Regions from separate parts of the Homo sapiens genome. Here region 2 is linked to region 1. The links are chromatin loops, found by intact Hi-C in ENCODE. Cell type or tissue: A673. All regions are shown on one strand. Each heading gives the region's core, and the rest is flanking DNA. Links, peaks and the distances in the headings are about the cores only. Region 1 has its middle 160 kb from the start of TPBG. Region 2 has its middle 13 kb from the start of IBTK.

Region 1 (9,748 bases), core at 490-8,489:
ATTAGTTTGCTGACGATAATGGCTTCTAACTCTATCCATGTCCCTGCAAAGGACATGATCTCATTCCTTTTTATGGCTGCATAGTATTCCATGGTGTATATGTACCATATTTTCTTTATCCAATTTATCATTGACAGCATTTGGGTTGATTCCATGTCTTTGGTTTTCTGTTCCTGCATTAGTTTGCTGAGGATAATGGCTTCCAACTCTAACCATGTCCCTGCAAAGAACATGATCTCATTCCTTTTTTATGGCTGCATGGTATTCCATGGTGTATATGTACCACATTTTCATTATCCAGTCTATCATTAATAGGCATTTGGGTTGATTCCACATCTTTGCTATTGTGAATAGTGCTGCAATGAACATATGTGTGTATGTATCTTTATAATAGAATGATTTATATGCCTTTGGGTATATACCCAGTAATGGGATTGCTGGATCAAATGGTATTTCCAGTTCTAAATCTTTGAGGAATCATCACACTGTCTTTCACAATGGTTGAACTAATTTACATTCTTACCAACAGTGTAAAAGCATTCTTATTTCTCTGTACATGTACCCTGAACTTAAGAAAAATAATAATTTTTTTAAAAAGAATCCCTGATCTATGCACCACTTCATTCCAGCTTAGGCAACAGCATAGGACCCTGTCTCTAAAAAATTTTCTAAAAAATAATCCCTGATCTATGATAAAAAATTCTGCTTACTCTGAAATTTATAAAGGATTAATTGAATCCTTTATAAAGGATGAATCCACTCATATTACATAAGTTCTGTATATGTCACTAAATTCTTAACCTAACAATGAAACTCAAATGAATGTCAGTGGTGTTTGCCACAAAATTTATATTTCTTTCTCTCTGAGACTTGGTGAATTTAGGGAATAGTCTCTGCCCTGGTGTGGCCCAAACTCCATGGTCCCTCAAGCTGTAACAAGACCTGTTGATATTCAGCATATTCTTACGGAGCCATACTGGGAGACACAGTTTCATATTCAGAAGCTAACTTTTACTTTATGCACTTGTGCAAATTTCTTTTAAAGTATAAACTCTCTATTGTATTGCTAAGTTCTTTCTCTCTTAAAAAATGTCTGCTATCCCTAAGCTCCCAAAGGACTTTTCTCTCTGTTTGCAGGAATCTGTGGCGTAACCTCTCTCTGAATTGAGTGTTTTCCATCCGTCTGTGATCTGTACTCTTTGCTATCTTTGGGGGTTGGAAGGATAGAAGGTTTTGAAACATCCTTTGGCTAAAAGAGCATTTTTGTAGTTGAAACTTGCACTAAAAGCAGATCCCTTGCCCCAGTTGGGGTAGAAATATGGAAACCGTGACACCTCCTGTTCCTCTCCCCCTACCCGGAGGCTGAGGCAGTTAAAGGTGTATCTTCCCCTAACGTCATCATGCTCAGTAGGCTATGGCAGATTGAAGAGAATATTTAAGCAGAAAATCAAATTACTTTATTTCATAGTTATCCAGTCTTATATCTTTTTTTAAAAAAAAAAAGAGACAAAGTCTCACCCTTGTTACCTAGGCTGGAGTGCAGTGGTGCAATCCTAGCTCACTGCAACCTTAAACTCCTGAGCCCAAGCCATCCTTTTGCCTCCGCCTCCCGAGTTTGAGATTACAGGTATGAGCCACTGCACCCAGCCAATCTTACACTTTTTAATCCATCTATTTTAAAGCAAATGTTTTGTGTGTGAAACATTTTGAATCCCAAATTTAAGCAAATAAAATTCGAGAAGGCAAAAATTATTTCCAAGTCCTGTAAGTTGAGAGGCAGTTAATATACTCATTCATTTGATTCATTAATTATGTATTATATAATATAGTGTAAATATGAGGCAAATCTTCTACCTTCTCAAAGTTTTGAGTGATAAAAACTAAAAATTCAGTTAAGAGGAAAATCATTAGCTTTGAATTGAATCTGCATACAGGCCTCAGGGAACCAAATGTCAATCTCAATCTTTTAATGATTATAACAATCATCTCAGGAGCTGGTAGAAGCTGACTCCAGTATATCATACATCATGCCCAATCCACCTATTGGGCTTTCTATTCTGTTTAATTGGTCTACTTATCTAGTCTTAATTGACACTGATGAATAATAAGTATTTGGTAAGCCAAATCTTCTCATTTTACTCTTTTTGGGGGAGCAGTGTTGGGTATTTGTGGGTTTTTGCTTTTCCATGAAGAAGAGCTGTTTAGAATCTAGTGTTCAAGTTCCAAAACCCCGTTAGTTTTTTGTTATAATTGAATGAAAAACATTGTTGAAAGAAACTAATCAACCGGTGGTGGCTTATGCCTATAATCCTAGCACTTTGGGAGGCTGAGGTGGGCGGATGGCTTGAGTCTAGCAGTCTGAGACCAGCCTGGGCAGCATGGTGAAACCCCATTTCTATTAAAAAAAAATTTATTTATATATATATATATATAAATTATCTGGGTATGGTGGCACACACCTGTGGTCCACGCTACTTGGGAGGCTAAGGTGGGAAGATCACTTTAGCCCTGGAGGCAGGGTTGCAGTGAGCTAAGATTGCACCACTGCACTGCTCCAGCCTGGGTGACAGAGTGAGACCCTGTCATACACACATACACACACACACACACACAGAGAGAGAGAGAAACCAATCAGATCTAAATAAATAGGAAGACATTTCATGTTCATGGATTGGAAGACTTAATATTGTTAAAAGGCAATACTTCCAAGTTTATCTACAGGTTCAACAGAATTCCTGTCAGAAACCCACCTGACTTATTTGTATAAATAGACAAGCTGATCTTAAAATTTATATGGAAACTCAAGACACCCAAAATAAGCAAAACAATCTTGAAAAGGAATAAAGCTGAAAGATTCACACTTCCTTATTTCAAAACTTATTACATTGCTAGAGTAATGAAGATGGTGTGGTACTGGAATAAGGATAGACGTATAGACCAGTGGAATGGAATTGAGAGTCCAGAAATAAACCCATGTATCTATAGCCAATTGATTTTCAACAAGAGTGCCAAGGCCATTCAGTGGCAAAAAAATAGTCTTCAGCAAGTAGTGCTGGGACATGTGTGTAGCCATATAAAAAAGAATGAAGTTCGGCCTACATCACATGATATACACAAGTTAACTCAAAATGACAAATAATGTATCACCTCATTTATCTGCAGGATCTACAAATGACAAACTTTTAAAAGCAGAGAGTAAAATGGAGTTGGCAAAGGGGCTGGTGGGAGAGAAATGGAGAGGTGGAGATGTTGGTGAAAGAGTACAAAGATTAAGTTAGACAAGATGAATAAGTTCTAGTTATCTATTGTACAGCATGATGACTATAGTAATAATAATGTATTATATACTTGGAAATTGCTAAGAGAATAGATCTTAAATGTTCTCACCACAAAAAATGAATATGTGAAGCAATATTTTAATTACATTGATTTAATCATTTCACAATTTATATATATATATCAAAACATCACATTTAGTGGGGTTTTTTGGTCAATTATATCTTAAATCTTAATAGAGAAGGGAAAATGAAATAAAATAAGAAAATAAAAATAAAATAATAAGCCACTAAAAAAAGTAACTCAAAATGAATAAAAAACCTAAATATAAGAGCCAAACTATAAATCTCTTAAAAGAAAACATTTGGATAAATCTTTGTGACCTCAGATTTGGTAATGGAGTCTTAGCTATGACCAAAAGCACAAACAACAAAATAAAAAAATAGATAAATTGGATGTCATTAAAATTAAAAATTTTTATGCTTCAGAGGATAACAATCAAGAAAGTGAAAAAGACAACCCACACAATGAAAGAAGCTATTTACAAGTCTATGTCTGATTAGGACTTGTATCTATACAAGTATATAAAGGAATCACAACTTAAAAACCAATTTGGTTCTGATGGCTCTGGGACCTTCAGTAACTGTCACACAAGGGAGAAGAGAAAGGACCTGGGCTTGCCCAGATGGCCTGTCGCTACCCTCCCATCTTCAGTGGCAGCGCATGGAGCTGCCTGTCACACAAGCAAAATTATGGGAGTGTACTCTTCATGGTAGATGAGAATTCCATGGTATGAGACCACTTCAAGTGGAAGTGGCTATTTCCTGTGTTCTGTTTTTGAGATTAGATCAAATTTCAAGCCTTTTCATTATAGCTGAGTTCTTTACCTTAAGAAAAGCTTAAATGCTAGGCAGTAGTTCTTCACATCACATTAAAGTGAAGTGAACTTCACAAAAAACTTCAGCTGCACATTAAAATTACCTGGGAATGTTTTGAAACATGCCCATGCCTGCTTCCCAATGCAGGTCAAATAAATCAGCATCTCTGGGGGTGGGTCACGGGCATGCGTAAATCAAATGTGCAGCCAGGGCAGTGAGCCACTGAGCTAGAATCTTCTTTAATTCAGTCCAGCTCTTCTCCAATAAATAGAGTCAATGTGTTTAGAGTTACTGTCAGCCATCTACTATAACAGATGTCAGGAAACTCTTATCTGTTTCTAATGAGACTTGCTTATCTGTCAGCTCTGATATTGAAAAAGAGAAGCATAGTGATGGGATTATTTCTTTTCAGAATAAGACCTTATTTTTCTATTGTTAATGTGATTTAATATTGAAATGAATAAATTTTGGTGCTACAAGACACTCTTTTGTATTCTATTTGCAATTAAAAGTATGTGAAAATACCATTTTCTCCCAAACAAAGCAGGTCAGAATATTTTTAAAAACTGATTCTATAGGTCCCTTTGAGACAATCATTAGTAAAAGTGTAAATAATATTACTTTCAAATTTTAACTTAGAAAGAATGCTAAATTTGGATCTCAATTGCATACTTCTCTCCCAATTGTATTAAGTAATTAATTTAGAGAGGCTAGAGAGAAGGGATCCAAGAAAGGGGACTCATCTTAAATGAGTACAAACATGCTATATATCTTATCTTAAAAAAAAAAAACAGCAAAACCTCTCCTGGATCCTATACCTGTATACATATAGCATATCTGTATCTCTTTAGAAAGAGTTGTTTATGGCCGGGTGCAGTGGCTCACGCCTGTAACCCCAGCACTTTGGGAGGCCGAGGCAGGCGGATCACCTGAGGTCAGGAGTTCGAGACCAGCCTGGCCAATATTGTGAAACCCCCATCTCTACTAATAATACAAAAATTACCCGGACTTGATGGTGTGCACCTGTAGTCCCAGCTACTGGGGAGGCTGAGGCTGGAGAATCGCTTGAACTCAGGAGGCGGAGGTTGCAGTAAGCCAAGATGCACCACTGCACTCCAGCCTGGGTGGCAGAGTGAGACTCTGTCTAAAAAAAAAGAAAAGAGTTGTTTATAATACTAACACTGTTTTTTGTTTTCATTTTCATTTCTCCTTCTATTCTTGCTTTAACCCTTTAGAACTAGATTTTTGTGCTTATACTCCACTGAATCATCTCTTGTAAGGGTCATCAATGACCTCCTTGCTTCCAAATAAAATGGTCACATCTCAGCCTACATCAGCAAAATTTGGCCAAGTTGTTACTCCCTTGATCCGAAACACTTCTTCTGGTTGACATCTTGGATGATACTTTGTTTTGGTTCCCATCCCACCTCCCTGACGGCTCCTCTCCATTTCCTTTGCTGGTTCCTCCTCATCCCCCTGATTATTTAGGTTGGATTGCCCCAGAGTTCTGTCTTCCTTCCCCTTCTCTCTCTGTACCCTTGCTCTAGAGCTTAGAATATTTCATATCTCCTAAAATTCGACATATATGTTAATAACTCCCAATTTATATTTCCATTTTTTACCTCTTTCCTGAAGTATAGGTTCATTTCTCAGAATCTTCTCTTCACTACTAATAGACATCCTTAGTTTAATATATTCAAAATTAACTTGGTTTTCTCTTCTCCAAACTATTCTTCTCACAATCTTTCCCATTATAGTAAATGACAACTCCACTTACAAGTTGCTCAGGTAAAAACCTTGCCATCTTCCTTGATCTATTTCTTCTATACTGCACATTCAGTTTACCAGTTAATCTTGACAGGTCTACCTTTGAAGTTTATCCAGAATACCAGCACTTCCACGCTACTGAAACAGGAAAGGTTCCCTTGTCCCCCTCACAGGGCATGCGATGGGGGTGTGGCTCGCTTCTTCAGTGCCCCGCTGCTCAAACCTCCAGGGGAGCTTACAGACGGGCAGGCTATGGGCTCCGACCCCACGGCAGTGTCTAGGGGTGAATATTTACAGCACCTGAAGCCCCAGTGGGCCTGTGTTACAGGCTGCTCTTTCAGTTTTGCCGTCTATAGGTGGCTTGTGTTAACCAGCTCAATTAAGCCTCTACCTTGCTCTACCTTGTTGAAAGGACAGAGGGCTTTCTGTATCCCCGGTTCTTGCTTTGGTGTACTGGGAGAATCGGATCATACCTGGGTTTGGAGAATGAGTGCAAGGTTTTATTGAGTGGATGTAGCTCAGGGGAAGTCAGAAGGGGAGGGAGTGGGAAGGTTTTCCCCTGGAGTTGGGCCATTCGGTGGCCTGGGCTCTCCTCCGACTGCCCCAGCCAAACTCCAGGTTGTTCTGCTTCTGCTGGTCACTGGCCTGCCAGCATGCCGGTGCCTATTGGTGCATTCCTCTCTATGTCTAACCACCTGTGTTCCTCTGCTGATGTGCTCCTCTCAATGTCCAGCCGCCTATATGTGTGGCTGCCAGGGTCTTGGGGGTTTTTATAGGCACAAGATGAGGGCATGGCAGGCCAGGGTGATCTTGGGAAATCTCCAGGAAATGCCTGTCCTCACCTAGGTCTGTTGGGGTGGAGCCCTAGCCAGGGACCACCCTTGTCTCTACCCAGCACTTCCCTTCCCTGCTTCCCTATCATTTAAAGGGACCAAACTCTTCCCTTTCCAGCACTTCTGTAACACTACCACCCTATTCCCACTACTACCACCTCTCACCTGGATTACTGTAGTGGCCTACTTACTGATCTTTATGTTCCCATTCTTATCAACCCCTCTCCTACACTCCCCCCCACCCTCTCCCCACAACACAAGTCAGGCTCTATCACTCCTCTGTTCTAAACATTTTTTTTTTTTTTGAGACAGACTTTTGCTCTTGTTACCCAGGCTGGAGTGCGATGGCACGATCTTGGCTCACCGCAAGCTCCACCTACCGGGTTCAAGGGATTCTCCTGCCTCAGCCTCCCAAGTAGCTGGGATTACAGGCACGTGCCACCACCCCTGGCTAATTTTGTATTTTTAGTAGAGTCGGGGTTTCTCTATGTTCGTCAGGCTGGTCTCAAACTCCCGACCTCAGCTGATATGCCCGCCTCGGTCTCCCGAAGTGCTGGGATTACAGGTGTGAGCCACCGCGCCCGACCCTCTGTTCAAAACTCTTAGTAGCCTCCCACGTCATTCAAGATAAAAGTCAAATCCTTACAGTGACCTCTAGGGTCCTGTATGATAGGGGCTCTTTGGCCTCATCTCCTAGAACTCCCACACATACCCACTGGCTGCAGCATACTAGCCTTCATTCTGTTCTCAAACACTCCCAGCATGTGTCCTCTTTTTCTGGAATAGTCTTGTTCCCTTCTCTGCCCTTTCCCAGAATGTTCTACACACAGCAGACACATAACTCACATCCTTGCTTCTCTATGCAAATGTCCCCTCCTCAGAAAAGACCATCCCAATGATCTCAACTGAAATAGCAATCACCCTCCACTTTTCTCCCCAACTTTATTCCTGCTTTGTTTTACTTCGTAGCACTTATTATCAACTGACTTATCATACATTTATTTATTGTCTATTTTCCCTACTATGATGTAAGTCCACAAGGATTGTTTTGTTCACTGCTATATCCTTAGCATCAAGAATACTGATGGGTAAACAGTAAATGCTCAATAAACATGTATTGTTTATAACTCTGATTTCTTAGCTTTTAGCAAATTTCTTTCTTACTGCATGTTCTAAATTTTTATCATTTGATTGCTTACTTTTTATTTTTAACTAAAATGCATTAACAGTTTACCCCAAATCTGGATGAATCACTCATTAGGTACAATTCAGCACCATATTTTGTTGGATATAAGAAACTATCAACTATAAAATACATGATTATTTTTTATGCCACTAAGAAAAAATGCTGCCATTTAAGGTATGACATGCTATTTATTGAAAGAAGCATTTTTATTTAAGAGTTATTAAAGTATGAAGTCATATATGTATCATAGAATTAACGAAATATGGTATTGAGAATCTTCTGTAGGGCAGATATTGCCCCTCTCTTCCCTGAGTAAGGAGTACAGAGGCTGGTGAGGGGAAAGACAGGTTTATGTGTGATAGCATAACTCATAATAACAGGAGTCATGAAAAGCGAGTAACCATAGAGATTATTTGAGTGCTTCATACACTGGAGGGTAGGGTGAAAGATGATTTTATCTAAATGAGTCTATCTCATTTTGTGTTTTGTTTGCTGTTTTTTTTTGGTTGTTGTTTTGTTTTTCAGTTTTTTTTTGTCTTTTTTAAAGCTCATTTTGTGACTGTTGAAGGATGTTTACTTCTTAAGGGATAAACTTAGGCAATAAAAAACAAAGACCAAGACAAATAATTTGGAAATTAATCCAACCAATTTCTTTTCGAACCAATAAAGTCAGGTATTATCTTTTGCAAAAGAAGCAATTTAGTTTGCTTTCATTTCAAAAGCATTTGAAGCTTTCCCAAAAGGATACTGCTGGTGAATAAAATGGAAATTCAAGATGAAAAACTGCCAGGTCAGTTATCAGAGTTTGATTTATTCCTGAGAGGCAGTTGACTTAAACTGTGCATGTCTGCAAGTCATTGCATCATCTGCAGTTCTCCTGAAATTACTTGGTAGGTAGATACTGAATCATCTTACATGGCAGCTGGTCATAAAGGATCCAAGGCTTAAGAAACCACGCAATATTAGATTAGCTATAGTGTTTTACAGGGACATTATCACTGGGAACAGACAAAGACATTGAAGGACAAAGAACAATTCTATCCTAAGGTACACATTGGATTCCTACCCAACAATAAGTGGTTTTAGTGTCTTCAGAGAAAATAAAATATCTTTTCTCGTAAGATCATTTCCCATAGGATCTGTTTAACCTTAGTCCTTGCCTCATACTCACTGCTACTTAGATTCATTTTCCATTCTTGAAAGTCCATAATATATGTATAATGTAGGAGAAAGCAAAAAAGGGAACTTGAAAAGTATGTACAAACCTCTCCTCTCTCCTGGCTCCTGAATCCTTTGTTGGGGCCCTTTGACTACTAGGCCTTTATTGGACTGATCACTATAATGAACTGTGGGAAGAAAACGATTTTTAAAGCCAAAACAAGTAGAATATAAAGTTATATTTAAGATGGGCTTAAGCTACTTGGGAAGGAAGTCCCAGGGTCAGTGAGGAATCTAAAGGTACACAGAGAGAGAAGAGGGGACATGAGTTGAAACTTGACAGCTGGTGGTTGAGAGCAGCTTTGAGCAATTTCCATGAGAAGTAGAACTTTTGAGAGAGGAAAAGCTCTAAAGACCCCGTTTAGAAACCTTGCTATGCTATACATGCTATGCATGCACCTATATGCTACTTCTGCCTCTTGAAACTTCAGTAAAAGCCTATAAGTCTTTCAATGTTTTTTTGGAGTTAGGTGTGTGCCTTTTTCTTTTTGATGTAATGGCATATTGAGATTGGCCTAAAGGTAAATGTAAGGCAGCCCAAAAATTCCAGCTTTATTTGTGTTAGATTTACTTTTATTTTCAAGCTCTAA
Region 2 (9,748 bases), core at 900-8,899, 270 kb after region 1:
CTTGAACCCGGGAGGCGGAGTTTCCAGTGAGCCGAGATCACACCACTGCACTCTAGCCTGGATGACACAGCGAGACTCCATCTCAAAAAAAAGAAGAAAAAAAGAATAATTTTTAAAGTAGGATGCAATCAGAACTTTTATACATATATAAAATTAACACGTCAAAGATTTTATATAGCTTTGTAATTAATGAGGGAAGCAGTAACATGCTACAACTGATTCATAGATAGGAGAATTAAAAATATCACATATATAATAAGCAATGAGGAAACAAATCTATAAACAAATGCAAAAGCCGTTGGTGTGAGGCAGCCAATAGTGAAGGTGGCTACATGGGTTGCCATGGGGACAGGGCTGTTTCCAGGGAGGCTGTGATGGGGTAACAAGTGCATGACAATGGGAGTTACTCTCAGCAAAGAATGTACAGCAAAGGCAAGAGTAACAGCAGCATTAACCCATGTGACAGCCACACCTTGGTGAAGTTAGCACTTTACATATATGAATATCTGCTCCATGTAGGAGTTCAGAGATCATCCCGAACATTTTTATCAGAGATAAGATGGGGGAAAAAATTGGGAGAACCACCAGGATTCTTACATTCCTGGTGTTGTGTATTTTGGGATCTCTATTTGGCAGCTCCAGAGCCAAAGGAAACATGTGAACACTCAAGTGTAACAAAAAACTTCCATGATTATCTTTTTATATCACCTTGGTACCCTGGAGGTCCAAGGTTCCCATTGAAGATACCTAAAGAGGCACTTGGAAGTATCCTAGGAAGTCAGCCATTACTCCCCAGTGGAATCCAACTTGACAACAAGGACATTTAAGTATGGGTGGGCCAATTTCTCCAAGAGGAATGGTGCCCTGAGGGCCACAGTCTGATCCTTGGTTGTCAGTACAGAATGATGAAGGTGCAATGAGATGCCCAGTGAATGCTTTAGGTGGCTCTGGAATGCCTAGAATGAACATGGGTCTGGAGGGTGGCAGATCTTGGCCAAACCCAACAAATGCCAATTCAGTACCATACTCCTCAACATCTCCTGGGAATTACATAGGCCCTCCAGGAGGTGAGGTCCACAGGAACACCCGTCATGTCTAGTCTAGCAGATTTAATCAACCCTGGAGATATGAATGAATGCAGTATGTTGTAGACCTAACAGACCTAATTTTCCAGTGGAATCTGGGTCAGATGGTACCATGGATGGAGTAGGAGGAGGAATGGAGTCACATCACATGAATGGCTTTTAGGCTCAGGAGATATGGACGGTATTTCTAAGAATTCTCCTGATAAAATGAGCCTGAGTAATCAACTGGGCTCAGGGATAATTGCAAAACTGGGGGAAATTTTTAAAATCCTTTTCAGGGAGTTACTCCTCTCGCATAACAGTGAGTGTGTGATCCATTACCAAGTACCCTCATGTAAACCACAGTGAACTAGCCCATCACAGAACTATCATAAAGGAAAATTATTTATCACAGCGTACATTTAAACAAAGGAATCTGTCCGGGCGTGGTGGCTTACACCTGTAATCCCAGCACTTTGGGAGGCCAAAGTGGGTGAATCACTTGAGGTCAGGAGTTTGAGACCAGCCTGGCCAACATGGCAAAATCCTGTCTCTACTAAAAATATAAAAATTATCCAGGCATTGTGGCACATGCCTGTAATCCCAGCTACTCAGGAGGCTGAGGCAGGAGAATCGCTTGAACCTGGGTGGCTGAGGTGGGAGGATTACTTGAGTCTAGGAGTTCAGGACCAGCCTGGGCAACAAAGTGAGATCGTGTCTACTACCAGCTAGTCAGGAGGCTGAGGAACAAAAATTGCTTGAACTGGAAGGCGGAGATTGCAACGAGCCAAGATCACACCACTGCACTCCAGCCTTGGTGACAGAGTGACACTCTGTCCCCCACCCCAAAAGAAAAGAAAAGGTACAAAGTGGCATATTAAAGTTGACTTAAACTGAACTGCAAATAATTATGTTTGTATGTATATGTGTGGGAAGAAGAATGTACTGTATCTGTGTGTGTTATATGGACATATACACAAACATACATTGACCCTCAGGACATTGTAAAATATTATCACATAACATCTTAGGTAGAAATAAGTAGGGATATTTATTCCATCCTTTATTCACATTAACATTTTAATTACTAAAAGTTGCTTCTGCATCCTCCCTGAACTATTGTGTGCTATCTATGTCCCTGCTTTATGCAAGTTCATTCGTCCGTTCTTTCTTTTCTTTTCTTTCTTTCTTTCTTTCTTTCTTTCTTTCTTTCTTTCTTTCTTTCTTTCTTTCTTTCCTTCTCTTTCTTTCTTTCTTTCTTTCTTTCTTTCTCTTTCTTTCTTTCTTTCTCTTTCTTTCTTTCTTTTTCTTCCTTCCTTCCTTCCTTCCTTCCTTTCTTCCTTCCTTCTTTTTTTTTTTCGACAGAGTCTCACTCTGTCACCTAGGCTGAAGTGCAGTGGGACAATCTGGGCACACTACAATCTTCACCTCCTGGGTTCAAGTGATTCTCTTTCCTCAACCTCCCAAGTAGCTGGGACTACAGGCATGGGCCACCATGCCCAGCTGTAAGTTATTTCTTAAGGTGAACTCAGATGTTATGTTTTTGTAAGTGTCTGCAATCATGGACAGGAATAAAATCACTTAGTTGAGAGTTTATATTAAAAAAAGTAAATAAATACAAAACTTGCTTATTACAGAAATGGAAATAAAGAAATCAGTTGTGTTTCCACCTGACAAAATTAATTTGCATGTTTGTGAATATGAGCTTGTTTGCACTGCTATCCATTATCTACAATTTGCAGAGTTGTAAAATATCTCAAAGACAATGAAAGGTGCAATGATCCCAGCTAAACCACCTAATTTTCTACTGAAGTCATCAGTAATCTTTTTGATGCATTTCAAAGTCTTTTATAGTTTTTCTCTACATTAGCAATCATGGAAAAAGTAGATTCCTTTCAGATGCTCCTATTTATCCCTCAGTTCTTTCACAAATAACTCCACTAGAAGCTTTCAATTAGCCGGGTGTGGTGGCAGGCACCTGTAATCCCAGCTACTTGGAAGTTTGAGGCAGGAGAATCCCTTGAACTTAGGAGGTAGACATTCCAGTGAGCTGAGGTTGCACCATTGCACTCCAGCCTGGGCAACAAGAGGGAAACTCCGTCTCAAAAAAAAAAAAAAAAAAAAAAAAGAAGAAGCTTTCCCTGATCCTTTCAACTGATTGTAATCTCTCTCTTTTTGTAGCTCCACAATCCCATTGTCTCTTTTATGACAGTGTCTCACTTTACTATCAGTGATACTTATGTATCTACCTTATTCTCCATACTAGATTTTAAATTGCTTTTCTTGAATCCTCTGCATTAGCTAACAGTGTCTACATATATAATATGCTCAATAGATATGTGTAATTGCATTTAATGTAATTCTTATATGCATTCAACTAGTCTTAATCAGCTTTGCTTATTATAGGTAGAGATAGCACCCTCCTGCAAAGTAAGATCTGAGGAGTGATCTTTATCTGAAACAGGTCTTAGTCAATTTAGGAAGCTTATTTTACCAAAGTTAAGAACACAGGCCCATGACACAGCTTCAGGAGGTCCTGATGACATGTGCCCAAGGTTGTTGGGGCACAGCTTGGTTTTGTACATTTTACAGAGATTACAATATGTAAGATGTACATTGGTTCTGTGTGGAAAGGCAGAATAACTCAAAGCGGGGAGGGGGCTTCCAGTTCATAGGTAGGAAAGAGACAAAGGGTTGCATTCTTTTGAGTTTCTGATTAGCCTTTCCAATGGAGGCAATCAGATATGCATTTATCTCAGTGAGCAGAGAGATGACTGAGTCCTCTCTGTCCTTTCTCTACAAGGAAATTTCTTGTGAGAGAGGTATGTAGCTTTTTATCTTAGTAGCTATCTTTTTTAGGAATAGAATGGGAGGCAGGTTTGCCCTAAGCAGTTCCCAGCTTGACTTTTTCCTTTGGCTTAGTGATTTGGCGAGGAGTGGGTGGGGGTGGAGGGTGTCCCAAAATTTATTTTCCTTTCACAGACTCATATTCCACAGCATTAATACAAATCAAAGAACTCCAGACAATGCTTGCTTTAGATCTGGCCTGTTCCCAAATCTCTCTCTCTTGAACTATGAGTGCCTGAAAACATTTCCAGTACTAGATTTACTAATGAATTTAGTGAATTAAGGCATCATCACTAAAAGGCAATTATGGTGCCTCACTACCCATTAGCTGCTATTAATAGAGCAGTATGGAGCAGTTTACCAGTTTGATAGGTCTCAAAAGAATGGTAAAGAAAAGGAAGTGAGTTTTTTTCCTTTCCTTTAAATAGGAAATGAGGAAGTAGAACACTTGTAGTTGGGGATGTGTTGGGTCTACATTTAATAAAGATAAACAGAAGTCCTTCATGGTCATCCTTATGAGAAGATTTTACTGGTATTTTCTCTAGTGCAATTAGAAGTTTAGAAAAAGATTTCCATGAAAAGTGTGAATAAAATATTTTAAAACCCTTTTAATGGATGCCTCTTATTTTTTGAAATACAGTTTAGATCGTGATCATCAGCTAATATTTATGGGTTGGCATTACATTGAAATATTTATGTTACTGGATGTGGAAACAGATTGGAGAAGTTTAAAACACTGTCTTTAAAACTGGCAATGATTGCTGTGGGACCCAGAAACAGTTGGCATCCTTGCATAAAAGACACTCGATGCCAATTACTTATGCACTAAATGGGTCTAGAATTCCAGATTAAATTGTCTGCAGTTTTGATTCAATTAGCTTTTGATTCAGTGCCTATGTCTTTAATGACAAAGCTATTCCAGGAAAAGTTGAGCCCTGGAAAAGTTTTATCTAGCTAAGATCCCCCTGAAGGGAGGATGTGAGTCACACTGCACTTACATTGGCAAATAAAACCGTAGTGCATGTCTGCTCCCTGTGGATTTTAATTTGCAGCAACAATAAACTTCAAGTAATGGGTCTTAGGTTAAGTGGTTGAATATCAAATTCAAGTCACAACTAGAAGGTCTTGTCTTAAAAAAGGTGAGGTAAATGTCATAGGCCAAATGGTCTCAGAGGCCTTGTAGAAATGCCTCCCCTCTCACATTGAGATAGCTTGATTTTTCCTCCACCCCAGATATTGTCATGTGAGTCTTTTCACTTTAATTAGTTCTTTTTTTTTTTTTTGAGACAGAATCTTGCTCTGTTGCCCAGGTTGGAGTGCAGTGGTGCAATCTCAGTTCACTGCAACCTCCACCCACTGGGTTCAAGCGATTCTCATGCCTCAGCCTCCTGAGCAGCTGGGATTACAGGTGTCCACAACCATGCCTAGCTGATTTGTGTATTTTTAGTACAGACAGAGTTGCACCATGTTGGCCAGGCTGGTCTCGAACTCCTGACCTCAAGTGATTTGCCCACCTTGGCCTCCCAAAGTGCTGGGATTACAGGCGTGAGCCACTAAGCCTTGCCAACATTTTTTTCATCTATATTTTTATCCACTCTCCCCACTAACACTTGTGTTTTGAAACAAATCCCAAGTAATATAATTTTATCTGTAATATTTCAGTAAATATCTCCCAAACTTAAAAAGTCTTTTTGTTTGTTTGTTTGTTTGTTTTTAAATAACTGAAATGCCATTATCCCAATGTCACACTTTGGGTTCCTCCAGAAGCTGAAACAAAGACAAAAATTTAAGTGCAAGTCATCTGAGAGAGGGAAACATCAGTGGGGAAGTGGAGGGAGTGAGACAGAAAAAGGAAGGTTCTAAGTAAGACTTTCGCAGATGGCTGAATCTGAGTTGGGCAAGCATTACCTCCTCAGCACTTGCAGAAAGCCACAGGGGCAGGCCAACAAGACTTCAGGAGGCAAAGTCTTCAGGCAAAGAAATGCAGTTGTTGGCTGCTAAATTCAGGGTAGCATGCCCTGAAGTGGTAAGGGTGAGAGACTGTGGAGCCCAGGGCCAACAGCTTCTCTTACACAGGCTTAAAAACAGTAAACAGCCTGGGCGCAGTGGCTCACGACTGTAATCCCAGTACTTTGGGAGGCCAAGGTGGGTGGATCACGTGAGGTCAGGAGTTCGAGACCACCCTGGCCAACATGGTGAAAACCCATGTCTACTAAAAATACAAAAAATTAGCCGGGTGTGGTGGTGTGTGCCTGTAATCCCAGCTACTTGGGAGGCTGAGATAGGATAATTGCTTGAACCCTGGAGGCAGAGGTTGCAGTGAGCCGTGATGGCACTCTTGCACTCCAACCTGGGCAACAGAGCAAGACTCTGTCTAAAAAAATAAAATAAAATAAAATAAAAACAATAAACAAGTAACAAGCCAGTGTTCAAATTATTGCTAGTATGTCATACTATTTGATTTTACAGCTTATGTGTCCAAATCATTATCCAAGTAAGGTCCATTTATTGTAACTGATTTACCATCATATGCTGTATAACAACATTTTGGTCAAAGACAGCACATAATACAACAGTGGTCCCAAAAGATTATAATCCATATTTTTACTGTACTTTTTCTATGTTTAGTTATGTTTCCTCACACAAATAAGTACCATTGGGTTACAATTGCTGACACTATTCAGTACAGTAACATACTGTACAAGTTTGTAATCAAGGAACAATAGGCTAACCCACATGGCCTAGGTGTGTAGTAGGCTATACCATCTAGGTTTGTGTAAGGATACTCTATTATGTGGGCACAATGACAAAATTGTCTAACAACACATCTCTCAGAATGTGTCTCCATTGTTAAGTGATGCATGACTGTACATGTTTTTTAAGTCTCTTTTTCTTTCCATTTTTTTATTTAGAAATTTTGAAGCATACAACAAACTTAGAAGAATATTATTGTGAACAAATATGTTTATCGAGATTAAACCATTAACATTTTAAATATATTTGCCTTATCACATATCTACCCATTTGTTCATCCCTTTATGCATTTCAGAGTAAATTGCAGATATTGATCATTTATCCCTAAATACTTTTACCCTGAAACACTTCAGTATAAAAATCATTACTAAGGTTTATATTGTTTATTTATTTATTTTTTTGAGACGGAGTCTCACTCTGTCGCCCAGGCTGGAGTGCAGTGGCATGATCTTGGCTCACTGCAACCTCCACATCCTGGGTTCAAGTGATTCTCCTGACTCAGCTTCCCAAGTAGCTGCGACTACAGGTGTGTGCCACCACGCCCGGCTAATTTTCTGTATTTTTTTCTTTTTTTTTTTTTAATTTTTTGTATTTTTAGTAGAGACAGGGTTTCACCACGTTAGCCAGGATGGTCTCCATCTTCTGACCTCGTGATCTGCCCGCCTCGGCCTTTCAAAATGCTGGGATTACAGGCATGAGCCACTGCGCCCAGCCCATTTTTTCCTTTTGAGGTAAAATTTGCAACAACGAAATGCACAAATTTTAACTGTATATTTGTGGAGTTACGATAAATGCATGTACCCTATGTAACCTACACCTCCATCAAGATATGGAATATTTCTACAACCTCAGAGAGTTTCCTCATTCTCCTTTTCAGTCAATCCCTACCCTCAACTTCTCAAAGGCAACTTTTTTTTAACCTAATGTTGTTCACAATGTTCTCTTACTTTATTTTATTTTATTTTTTGTTCTAATGTCTGTGGTATCTGTGGTGATAACTACTTTTTCATTCCTGATATTGGCAATTGGTGCTCTTGTTGGGAACAAATTTCCTGTGGGTTCCTTCATGTTTCTGCAGGTCCTGTGAGTAGAGGCACTGACAGCCTTTGTTCTGAGTTATCTTTTAAAGATGTTTGTATTGCAAATCACTTGGTAAATAGTGACAGTGGAGCCCTCTAGAGCAGGGACAGGTTTTTATTTTTTTTTATTTTTTTTTATTTTAACTCTCTGGTACAATAAAGATAATTTCTACCTCAGGGGTAAAAGTCAGTCAGGTTTTCTTGCAGTCTACTATAAAGGATTAAGTTACTAAGCCTGGGTTTCCTTAACTGAGATGCCAACCCACTACATTTATAACACCTATAACACCTACCTGGGCCACTCTGTGTCTTTCTCATAGGACTTGAGGGTCTAAAAGAACTAATGCAAATGTGAAGCTCATGCTGCTTGCTGGCTGTGAGTGGTAAAGTGCTAGTCTCTGGCTTAGGAATCTCATTTAGCAGGCCAGATTCCGTGAAACTCTGGCAGATTAACTTGTTAGCTTTAACAGGAGGGTACAATCTCAGACTCTTGAAATTCTTGATGTTTGTCTTCCTTCCTTCCTTCTCTCTCTCTCTCTCTTTCTTTCTTTTTCTTTCTTTCTAGATGGAGTTTCACTCTTGTTGCCTAGGCTGGAGTGCAATGGTGAGGTCTCGGCTCACTGCAACCTCCACCTCCCAGGTACATGCAGTGATTCTTCTGCCTTAGCCTCCCAAGTAGCTGAGATTACAGGCACCTGCCACCATGCGCGGGTAATTTTTTTGTATTTTTAGTAGAGACGGGGTTTCACCATGTTGGCCAGGCTAGTCTCGAACTCCTGACCTCAGGTGATCCGCCCACCTCAGCCTCTTTGTAATCCCCTGTTGGGATTACAGGCATGAGCCACTGCGCTCAGCCTTTTTTTTTTTTTTTTTTTTAAATAACTAATTCTAGCAAGGAGTTTATCAATTTTGCTGATCTTTTCAAAGAACAATTTTCAGCTTTGCTAATTTTTTCTATTACTTTCCTATATTTTAGTTAATTGATTTCTGTTGTTATCTTTATTTCCTCCCACTTACTTCGGGATTTACTTTGCTCTTTTTTTCCCTAGCTTATTTATGTGGAACTTTTGGTCATTGATTTTTAGACATCTCTTCTTCACCAACATAAGCATTTAAAGCTATATATTTCTGAATAGGCATTGCTTTGGATGCATCATACAAATTTTGATATGTTGTATTTTTATTCATTCAGTGTGAAATACTATCTAACTTCCTATGTGATTTCTTCTTTGACCAATGGATTATTTTAAATATCTTGTTTATTTACACATATTTGAAGTTTCCCTAGATCTTAGTTTTATTGATCTCTAATGTAGTTCCATTGTGATCAGAGAACATACTCTGTATGATTGCAATTTTTAAAAATTTATTAAGACATTTTAAGATCCACTATATGGTCTATCTTGCTGAACATACCACATGCACTTGAAAACAAAATGTATTCTGGAGTTGTTGGATGTGGTGCTTTATAAACATCAATGAGGTTGTATCAGTCAGAGATCACCAGAGAAACAGAACCAGTAGGATGTGTAGATGAGAGAGAGGGAGGGAGAGAGAGAGAGAGAAAGAGAGAGCGAGAGGTTTATTATAAATAATTGGCACATGTAATTGTGGAGGCTGATAAGTCTGAGCTCTGCAGTCAGCAGGCTGGAGATCTAGGAGAGCAAATGGCATAGTTCCAGTCCTGGTCCAAAGGCCCAAGAAGTAGAAGAGCTGATGTTGTAGTATCAGAATGAAAGCCAGCAGGCTCAAGACCCAAGAAAAGCCCATGTTTAAGTCTAAGCCTGAAAGCAGGAAAAAACCTGATGTCCCAGCTCTAAAGCAATCAAGAAGGAGGAGTTCCCTTTTGTTCTATTCAGGTCTTCTACTGATTGGATGGGGCTCATTCACATTAAAGAAGGCAGTCTATTTTACTCAGCCTACCAATGCAAATGTTACTTGAACCCAGAAATACCCGCACAGACACACACAGAATAACATTTGACCAAATGTCTGGACACTCTG

The links. Hi-C counts contacts between places; a loop is a spot of excess contacts. Peaks named below come from ENCODE experiments on the same cell type or tissue, not always from the same donor. Only the 100,000 strongest peaks of a DNase experiment are listed, where the experiment ranks them.
Region 2: a loop joins it to region 1, with 4 times the contacts of the local background. A loop is called at or near these places in 2 of 110 quality-filtered maps.

What each region holds. Positions count from the first base shown.
Region 1 is chr6:82,520,634-82,530,381 of GRCh38, reverse strand. No RefSeq gene overlaps it. Among named protein-coding and RNA genes, the nearest start is that of TPBG, 160 kb to the right of the region's middle. In A673, for the core only: no CTCF peak of the experiment used is centred there; DNase peaks (open chromatin) are centred at 4,061 and 4,371; H3K27me3 peaks cover 1,299 bases.
Region 2 is chr6:82,255,646-82,265,393 of GRCh38, reverse strand. It overlaps the pseudogene LOC100132659. Among named protein-coding and RNA genes, the nearest start is that of IBTK, 13 kb to the right of the region's middle. RefSeq lists a silencer at 188-482. In A673, for the core only: a CTCF peak has its summit at 7,856; DNase peaks (open chromatin) are centred at 4,273 and 4,863; H3K27ac peaks cover 1,106 bases.